Linked DNA regions of Homo sapiens: regions 2 and 3 are each linked to region 1. The links are chromatin contacts, found by Hi-C or POLR2A ChIA-PET in ENCODE. All regions are on one chromosome and are shown on one strand. The core of a region is the stretch at or near the end of the contact, and the rest is flanking DNA. Distances in the headings are between cores, read along the strand shown. Region 1 holds the start of GEMIN7 (gem nuclear organelle associated protein 7). Region 2 holds the start of GIPR (gastric inhibitory polypeptide receptor). Region 3 holds the start of EML2-AS1 (EML2 antisense RNA 1).

Region 1 (2,869 bases), core at 1-2,500:
CAGCTACGCAGGAGGCTGAGGCAGGAGAATCCCTTGAACCAGGGAGACGGAGGTTGCAGTGAGCGGAGATCACGCCTCTGCACCCCAGCCTGGGCCACAGAGTGAGACTCTGTTTCAAAAAAAAAAAAAAAAAAATCATTTCCTTGGTGCAAGCTGGAGGGTGGAGGAAGAGGGAGCAAACTCTGGTCCTCACCCGTGCCCCATGTAGAAAGGCAGACTGTGGAGCCAAGGTGTGACCTGATAAGAAACTGGTTTAAGAAAGATCACACAGGGTGTGCCCAGGAGGGTAGAGGCAGGCGTTATCCATTGTCCCTGGTGACCTGGCCCCAGAGGCCTTTATCCTTTCAGTCTCCAAGGCAAGGATTTCCGAAGGTTTCAGGGAAAAATGCCCAAGCCCATCCCCCACGACTTGAAAAACTAGTCTGTTAGATTCAAGAGCCCAACACTTAGGTCAATGGCAGGGGCAGGGGTTTCACAGACCTCCCTCCTGGTGGCCCCGGTGCTCCAGAGAGGAGATCAGCTCAGTGGACAAACATTTGGCCAACTCTTCACAATTGCCAGGGTGTGGAACCAGCTGAGTTGTCAACAGAGAAGCCGCCAGACCTAATTAATTAACCAAGGTGTTGACGTGTCCACAGACACACACACACATACAGACATCATCGGCTGCTGAATCTTGATGCAAATTAGCTAAATGGGGCCACCCGAGAGGGTCAGAACCCCAAGCACAGAATCTCTCCCCTCCCCTTCTCCCCTGGGGCCGGTCAGTTTCCTTTCAATTCCGCCCTGACCACCCATTGCTCTCCTTTTCTTATACTAAGTAGGTCCTCCCGGCCCCCAGGCGTCCACTCCCCACACCGCCCTGGGCGTTCGGACTGGACCTTCTTCCCACCTCCAGGCTCAGACTGAGCGAGCGATTCCGCTCCAGGTAAAGCGGGATGACTGCCACCGATGCTTCTGTTATCGTGGCCATTTATTATTTTCCGGAGGGGAAGTTTTTCTCCTTCTCCCTTCTCCTCACCCCACCCGCGTGGGGCATTCCCGCTGCCGGCGATCGGGATCAAACAGTCCCTGATAGGAGCGTCTGGGGACCAGAACGTCCCTCCAGCCGGCGCTGCAGGCGCGGTCCTACCTCTTTCCGTCACTCAGGGCGTTGCACTGGGGTGAGCGTCCAGAGCTGGGGCCGGGGAGAGGGAACCTGCTGGCGACCCCCCACCACCTTGTACTCACCGAGGTCCGCGGCTACTGGTGTCCCCACTTCCGCCGGCGCCCCCGCTGCAGAGGCCCGGGCAGGCCGCAAGCCGCGGAGCCTGGGTTCCGCCCGCGCCGCCGCCACTGCCCCACGTGGTCGCGGGCTGGCTCGCAGGCTTGGAAGCCAGCACAGCCCGGGTCGCCACCTGGCCCGCGGCTTTGCGGGGCACTTGGGACCGATCTTCCTGCCTGCGAGTTGGGGGCGTCTGGGATGCCCATTTTAGGCAGGAAGAAACTGAGGTTCAGAGAGGGGAAGACTTCCTCCCTGCTGGGTTAAGGGCAGAGCTCGGTCTTTGCATCCCCATCCCCCTACACATACCCACTCCTAACCCCTTGCTTCCAGTGGGAACCCCCGCTCCTCTACAGGAAACCTGGAGATCATGGTTTCAGATGCCGCATACTAAGAAAGTAGCTGGGCTGGATCAGAGGCGGTCATTTTGTCCTCCAGCTCTCCCTGCAGTCCCATTTTACAAAGGGGGAAACTGAGGCCTTGAATGGGGAATATGAACCTCCCTATTCCAGGCCCAGTCAGAATTCACTTTCTCCTTGCGGGGTCCTCTTTACGCAGGGATCCTGTGGGCCTTTGCTTTCCACTAGATCACCAAGGCCTAGTGCCAGGTACACAATTTGGTGCTCTGCAAATATCTGTTGAAAGAATATCATCAGACACATAGTAGGTGCGCAATAAATATTTGTTGACTTAACTATGAACGAGTAGGGGTTGTATTTATGAACAAGACAGACTCCCATCCTGCCTCCTAGAACCTACGTTCTAGTGGGGGTAGAAGGGACAGAATAGGGTAAAATGAGCAAATATGTAAACAAGATCCTTCAGGGTTTGATCAAAGTGATGTATAAAGAATAAAATAGGCCGGGCACGGTGGCTCACGCCTGTAATTCCAGCACTTTGGGAGGCTGAGGCGGGTGGATCACCTGAGGTCAGGAGTTCGAGACCAGCCTGGCCAACATGGTGAAACCCTGTCTCTACTAAAAATAGAAAAATTAGCCGGGCATCTGTAATCCCAGCTACTCCGGAGGCTCAGGCAGGAGAATCACTTGAACCCGGGAGGCGGAGGTTGCAGTGAGCTGAGGTCGTGCCACTGCACTCCAGCCTGGGCAACAAGAGTGAAACTCCATCTCAAAAAAAAAAAAAAAAAAAAAGAGTAAAATAAGGGCAATGGGATAGTGGGTGGCTGGGTTGCCATGGAACTTAAAATTGGGTGGTCTGAGGCTGAGTGCAGTGTCTCACACCTGTAATCTCAGCACTTTGGGATGCTGAAGCAGGAGGAGCGCTTCAAGCCAAGAGTTTCAGACCAACCAGGGCAACAAAGCGAGTCCCTGTCTCTATTTAAAAATAATTTTTTTTGAAAAATTAAAAATTACAAAAAAAAAAAGGGTGATCAGAGGAGGCGGCAGTGAAGAAGAAACCACCTCAGATAACCCTCTAGTTCCAACCTGCCCTACCTCCTTTGACAGATGGAGAAAGTGAGATCCAAGAGGGAACTGGGGACAGATGGAGGTCATGGAGTGTAATTTGCAAGGCCTTCAGCAGGGTGGGGCTACTTTAGATACTGTTGGTCAGGGCCCTCTGCTCTCAGGAGGACAATGGAACCCAGAC
Region 2 (2,869 bases), core at 1-2,500, 590 kb before region 1:
GGTCCCAGGGCAAGGTCAGCACCTCTGCCCTCCTACTCCAACCCCAGCGTCACCCCGCCTCAGGGATTCACACACAGGGGCAGACGGCTGGGGAGCCGTATACACGCGGGACTCCGAGGCAGCGCACCCGCTCCCGCAACTCCCAGGCGTGATGATCTGGGGGGAGGGAGAGGCACGCGGAGTGGGTGGAACTCCGGTGGTGGGCGGGGCCCCTTAAGTGATTCCCCGGCCTCCCCTGACTGTTGTTGGGGCAGCAAAGGTGGAAGGGGGGGGTGTTTGCTGAGCGGGCGGTTGCCCTAGAGCTACGCTGGGCGGAAGTGTCAGTGTCACCGAAGTCTGGACCTACAGACTCCTGGGAACCCGGGGACCGCCTTGGAGAGGAGGGGGTAGAAACCGTCAGCCTAGACCCCTTTTCTATGGGGAACTGAAAAACTTGAAGGTTTTCAGTACCCCCTAGTGGGGTACTTGAAACGCCCATCTGAGTTCCCACAGCCTGGTGGAGAACTTGAAACGCCCATCCGAGCTCCCACTCTCCAAGCCCAAAGGGTTTTCTAGCACACATAGGAACCTGACCTTACAAAACTTTCCCCGCTGGGGGTAGATAAAGCCCAGAGTAAGTGGAACAACCCTTTCCCAGCATCCAAATACTTAGGGACTAGAGAAGCGACAGATCCGGGGTTAGATGTGCAGATGCCTGGAAATCGGTCTAACGCCCGACACCCACTCACCCGCGCCCCCGCGGCTCCACGTAGAGAAAGACGGAAGCAGAGAGGATCTCAGGTCGAGCCTCAGAAGGACAGACAACGGCGTCACAGACACAAGAGACAGAAATGTAAAGACTGAGAGGCGCAGAGACGGAGGGACAGAATGAGACCCCCAGCCAGAGACCAGAGAAAAACAAACAGAGAAAGAGACGCAGATGTGGGCTAGGAGACAAAGAAGAGGCAGAGACGTGGAGGGAGACAGAGCAGGGGAAAGAGAAGTTATCTAGCAGCTAACCAGAGATGGAAACACGCAGACAGAGACATCAAGAGACAGAGATGAGCAGAGATGGTGGTGGGCACAGAGACAGAGAGACAAAGGCAGGGCAGAGAAGCAGAGAGGGAGAGTGCCAGAGACTTGAGAGGTCAAGGGGGGGCAGGGAGAATGGGCTGGGATTGGGGAGCCCTCACCTGTCCCCAGTCCTGCTCCTGGTCACTTGCTCCTGCAGCCCCTGCCACCGCTGCCTCCAACTGCCTTGTCTCGGCTCTGGGAGAGGTGACAGGCGCTGGCAGCCCGGGGTGATGGGAGGGGGCGGGGCCAAGGCGGGACAGGGAACGGAAGCGGGGAGCTCTGGGGCAGAGAGCCGAGCAGGGGGCAGTCATCAAGGTCATGAGGGAGGGCAGTTACTGAATTGTCCTTATCGTCCTGAGGACCCCTGCACCAAGTGTGTACAATCTCTCATGCTGTCCCACCCACAGGTACCCGCCCCCACCGCCACTCATTCCCAGAGCCTCAGTCACTCAATCAAACATGCAGTGTCACACACAATCCCATAGGCTGAGCCATGGAAAGGCACAGTCACAGAACCTCACAAGCTGTTACTCACACAGTCACACATTCAGTCACACCCATACAGTCCCATGGTCACACCCAGACAGCCACAGTCTCTCACTCACAGGTGGACAGTCATCCACTGTGACACACAGTCATGTACCCAGGGCTATGGACTCCTGCACACACACAGTAACGCTCACAGTGTCTCACAGTTCCAACAACACTGTCAATCACCCACACATTCACGCAATCACCGGGTTTCATCACAAACACTGTTGCCCTGCTAGCCTGTGTGGCCCAGGAGGGTAGAGCCAGGACATCTGGGTCACCACTGGGTCCCCAAAATCGTTAAGAGCAGGGGTTCAAGGAAGGATTGTCATGAAATAAATATACGCAGTATGCAGTTGTGTGGTTACTCGCAGACATAGAATTTTTTTTTTTTGAGACAGAGTCTTCCTCTGTTGCTGAGGCTGGAGTACAGAAGCATGATCTCAGCTCACTGCAACCTCCGCCTCCTGGGTTCAAGCAATTCTCCCACCGCAGCCTCCCAAGTAGCTGGGATTCCAGGCACACACCACCACAACCGACTAATTTTTGTATTTTTAGTAGAGACGGTGTTTCACCATGTTGCCCAGGCTGGTCTCAAACTCCTGACCTCAGGTGTTCCACATGTCTTGGCCTTCCAAAGTGGTGGGATTACAGGCGACAGCCACCACACCCGGCCCATACAATCCTTTTTACATTTTATTTATTTATTTATTTATGAGAGTGGAGTGCACTGGAACAATTATAGCTCACTGCAGCCTCCACTTCCTGGGCTCAAGGGATCCTCTTAACTCAGCCTCTTGACTAGCTGGGACTATGGGCATGAGCCACCATGCCCCACCATTTTATTAAAAAATAATTTCAACTTTTTTTTTTTTGAGACAGGGTCTCACTCTGTCACCCAGGATGGAGTGCAGTGGCGCCATCTTGGCTCACTTCAACCTCCGCCTCCAGGGTTCAGGAGATTCTCCTGCCTCAGCCTCCCGAGTAGCTGGGACTACAGGTGTGTGCCACCACACCCAGCTAAAATTTTTGTATTTTTAGTAGAGATGGGGTTTCACCATGTTGGCCATGCTGGTCTCCAACTCTTGGCCTCAAGCAATCCTCCTGCCTCGGCCTCCCAAAGTGCTGGGACTACAGGGATGTGCCATCACACCCAGCCTCAACTTTTATTTATTTATTTATTCATTTATTTTAATTCATTTTATTTATTATTTTTTCTAGACAGGGTCTCACTCTGTCACCCAGGCTGGAGTGCAGTGGCGCCAACTTGGCAACCTCTGCCTCT
Region 3 (2,869 bases), core at 370-2,869, 560 kb before region 1:
CTTTAGTGTCATTAGGAGTAGGTTGGTGTCATTTTGCAAATGCTCTTATCACTCATAGATACTTAACGTCTTAGTCATAAAATCAAAGAATCTTTTTTTTCTTTTTCTTTTTTCTTTTTTTTTTTTTTGAGACGGAGTCTCGCTTTGTGGCCAGGCTGGAGTGCAGTGGCGCGATCTTGGCTCACGGCAACCTCCGACCCCCCGGGTTCAAGCGATTCCCGTCTCAGCCTCCGGAGTAGCTGGGACTACAGGCACGCGCCACCACGCCCGGCTTTTTTTTAAATTTTATTTTATTTTTAATTTAATTTTATTTTAGTAGAGACGGGGTTTCACCATGTTGGCCAGGATGGTCTCGATCTCCTGACCTCGTGATACGCCCGCCTCGGCCTCCCAAAGTGCTGGGGTTACAGGCGTGAGCCACTGCGCCTGGTCACGTCTTAGTCATAGCATCTTAAAGCCAGAGCGAGAGGCTCCTGGGTTCACAGACTCTTAGAAAATAAGAGGGAAGGGACTTCCCCAAGGTCACACGGCCAGCGCGCTGTGGCAGAGAGGAGTGTGCGGATGGGTTGGAGAGCTGTGGGGATTTCCTTCCCCCTTCAGAGTCCTCTTCCTTGGCTCATGTCCAAGTGTCCCAGCCCCAGGTAGCGGGACAGGAAAGGGGCGTGGCTGGCCCCCCGCTTAGACCCAGGAAGGCGGGAGGGACCCCTTGGGCACTGGAGCTCCTGGGTGGCCCTGCAGCCGGCACTCCCCCGTCTTCCAGATGACAATTTGTCGGGCACGAGCGGTATGGAAGTGGACGACCGCGTGTCGGCGCTGGAGCAGCGGCTGCAGTTACAGGAAGACGAGCTGGCGGTCCTAAAGGCGGCGCTGGCGGATGCTCTGCGTCGCCTGCGGGCATGCGAAGAACAGGGAGCGGCGCTACGCGCGCGGGGCACCCCCAAGGGCCGGGCGCCTCCGCGCTTAGGCACCACTGCCTCGGGTATCCCCGTTAGACTGGAGGGGTGGGATGGGGAGGACCGGGGCCTGGTCCTTATACTCACCCTCTTCTGTCCCCTAACCCCATCCCTCCAGTGTGTCAGCTCTTGAAAGGCCTTCCCACCAGGACGCCCCTTAATGGCTCGGGACCCCCGCGGCGCGTGGGTGGCTATGCCACGTCCCCATCCTCTCCCAAGAAGGAGGCGACCTCCGGGCGCAGGTAAGGCACAAGGCCGGGACCCCCAGCCTCTTCCAAGACCTCGTGGGAGACAGAGGTGGTTTGTTTGCCTGAGCTCCAGCAGCAGAGGGTGCAGGGAGAATCTCGCTTGCTCACGGCACTCGCCTGCTGGCCTAGAAGGCTCTGCCCCCACCTGTGTGCTCTCTTTTAGCAGTGTCCGCCGCTACTTGTCACCAGAGCGCCTCGCCTCGGTGCGCCGTGAGGACCCCCGCAGCCGGACCACATCCTCCAGCAGCAACTGTAGCGCCAAAAAGGAAGGGTAAGGACTGGGGCGGCGTCAAGCCGCAGAAAGAGATAGGGAGGAAATGGTCGAGAAATGTAGTCATGCCCCAGGCCACGAGGTCGTAACCTAGAGTGGGGCCAGCTAGTTCAAAAGCGGGGACGGTGCCAGAGCCTTGGAGGGACCAATCTTGAGGTGGCACGGTAACAGTGGAAGGTCTGGGAGGGCGGAGTCAATATTGAGGGGCGTGGCCAGAGTTTTTAGAAGCTGGACGGTCAGGTCTACTGGGTGAGGAAGTCAGGGAGGAGCTTGGCTTATGGGCGTGGTTATTAAGGTACAGGAGAGGCCCCGTTGAGTTTCAGGGATGAAGTCAAGGCAGCAGCCACAGAGTTTCTACAAGGAAAGAGGGAGTCTGAGGAATTTAAGGGTGCAGCCACAGTGTTCGCCTGGGCGAAATTAAAATCTGGGGTACGGAGTAACAGAGGCTGAGACCAGGTGGAGGCATTCCAGATTCCAGAAGCTTTGACATCAAAATCGGGGGGCACTGCCAGGTTGAAAAGGGCGTGGCTTAAAGGTTGGGCGGGGCCGTAGGGGCGTGGTCAAATGCCAAGAGGTGCAGCCAACTTGGAGGCCTCGAAGGTATTCACATAAGGAATACGTGAAAATGGACGTAATCAGAATGCCTGGCGGGCCGGAGAAGGAGCGTTGGCGGGAGGTAGCAGTCAATTCTCAAGCAACTGAGTCAACTCAGGGACAGGGTTAGAAGGGAGGCTCAGAATGACAGGCGTGGTCAACTCCAGAGGCGGGGCCATACTGAAGATCTGGACAGAGTCAAAAACTAAGGCTATATAATTCTAGCAGTTTGGGAGGCGGAGGCGGGAATCATCGCTTGAGCTCAGGAGTTCGAGACCAGGCTGGGCAAAATAGCGAGCCCTCGTCTTTACTAAAAATGAAAATAAATTAGGCCTGGCGCGGTGGCTCACGCCTGTAATCCCAGCACTTCGGGAGGCCTAGGCGGGTGGATCACAAGGTCAAGAGATCGAGACCATCCTGGCCAACATGGTGAAACCCCCTGTCTATTAATAATACAAAAATGGGCGTGGTGGCGCGTGCCTGTAGTCCCAGCTACTCGGGAGGCTGAGGCAGGAGAATCACTTCAACCCGGGAGGCGGAGGTTGCAGTGAGCTGAGATCGCGCCACTGCACTCCAGCCTGCTGACAGAGCAAGACTCCGTTAAACAAACAAACAAAAAACAAAAAACAAAAAACAAAAAAAAAAAGAGAGAGAAAGAAAATAGCCGGGCGTGCTGGCCTTCGCTTGTAGACCCAGCTACTTGGGAGGCTGCGGCAGGAGGCTCACTTAAGCCTAGGAAATTCGAGGTTTCAGTGAGCCATGATCACGCCATTGCACTCCAGTTTGGTCGACAGAGCCACACC

What was found. Hi-C counts contacts between places; a loop is a spot of excess contacts on that map. ChIA-PET counts read pairs that join two places held with the same protein, here RNA polymerase II (POLR2A). Pooled maps may share reads with other maps.
Region 2: a pooled map shows a loop between it and region 1 (5-fold over the local background). The contact joins the promoter of GIPR here to the promoter of GEMIN7 in region 1. A Hi-C loop is called at or near these places in 2 of 37 single-sample maps with no recorded cell type and 4 of 50 pooled maps. POLR2A ChIA-PET finds 5 or more read pairs at or near these places in 1 of 52 experiments (WTC11).
Region 3: a map with no recorded cell type shows a loop between it and region 1 (7-fold over the local background). The contact joins the promoter of EML2-AS1 here to the promoter of GEMIN7 in region 1. A Hi-C loop is called at or near these places in 4 of 37 single-sample maps with no recorded cell type and 6 of 50 pooled maps.

Annotation. Positions count from the first base shown.
Region 1 is chr19:45,077,641-45,080,509 of GRCh38, reverse strand. It overlaps GEMIN7 (gem nuclear organelle associated protein 7), which reads right to left and starts at 1,250. Exons shown (of 3, transcript NM_024707.3): 1 at 1,133-1,250; 2 at 481-603. RefSeq lists an enhancer at 236-1,003 and a silencer at 1,173-1,432.
Region 2 is chr19:45,666,602-45,669,470 of GRCh38, reverse strand. GIPR (gastric inhibitory polypeptide receptor) reads right to left here and starts at 1,250. Exons shown (of 14, transcript NM_000164.4): 1 at 1,173-1,250. RefSeq lists an enhancer at 546-825 and a silencer at 1,206-1,365.
Region 3 is chr19:45,640,244-45,643,112 of GRCh38, reverse strand. EML2-AS1 (EML2 antisense RNA 1) reads right to left here and starts at 1,619. Exons shown (of 2, transcript NR_130729.1): 1 at 1,347-1,619; 2 at 273-888. It also overlaps a transcript of EML2 not described here. RefSeq lists enhancers at 303-352, 363-622, 1-631, 1,153-1,212.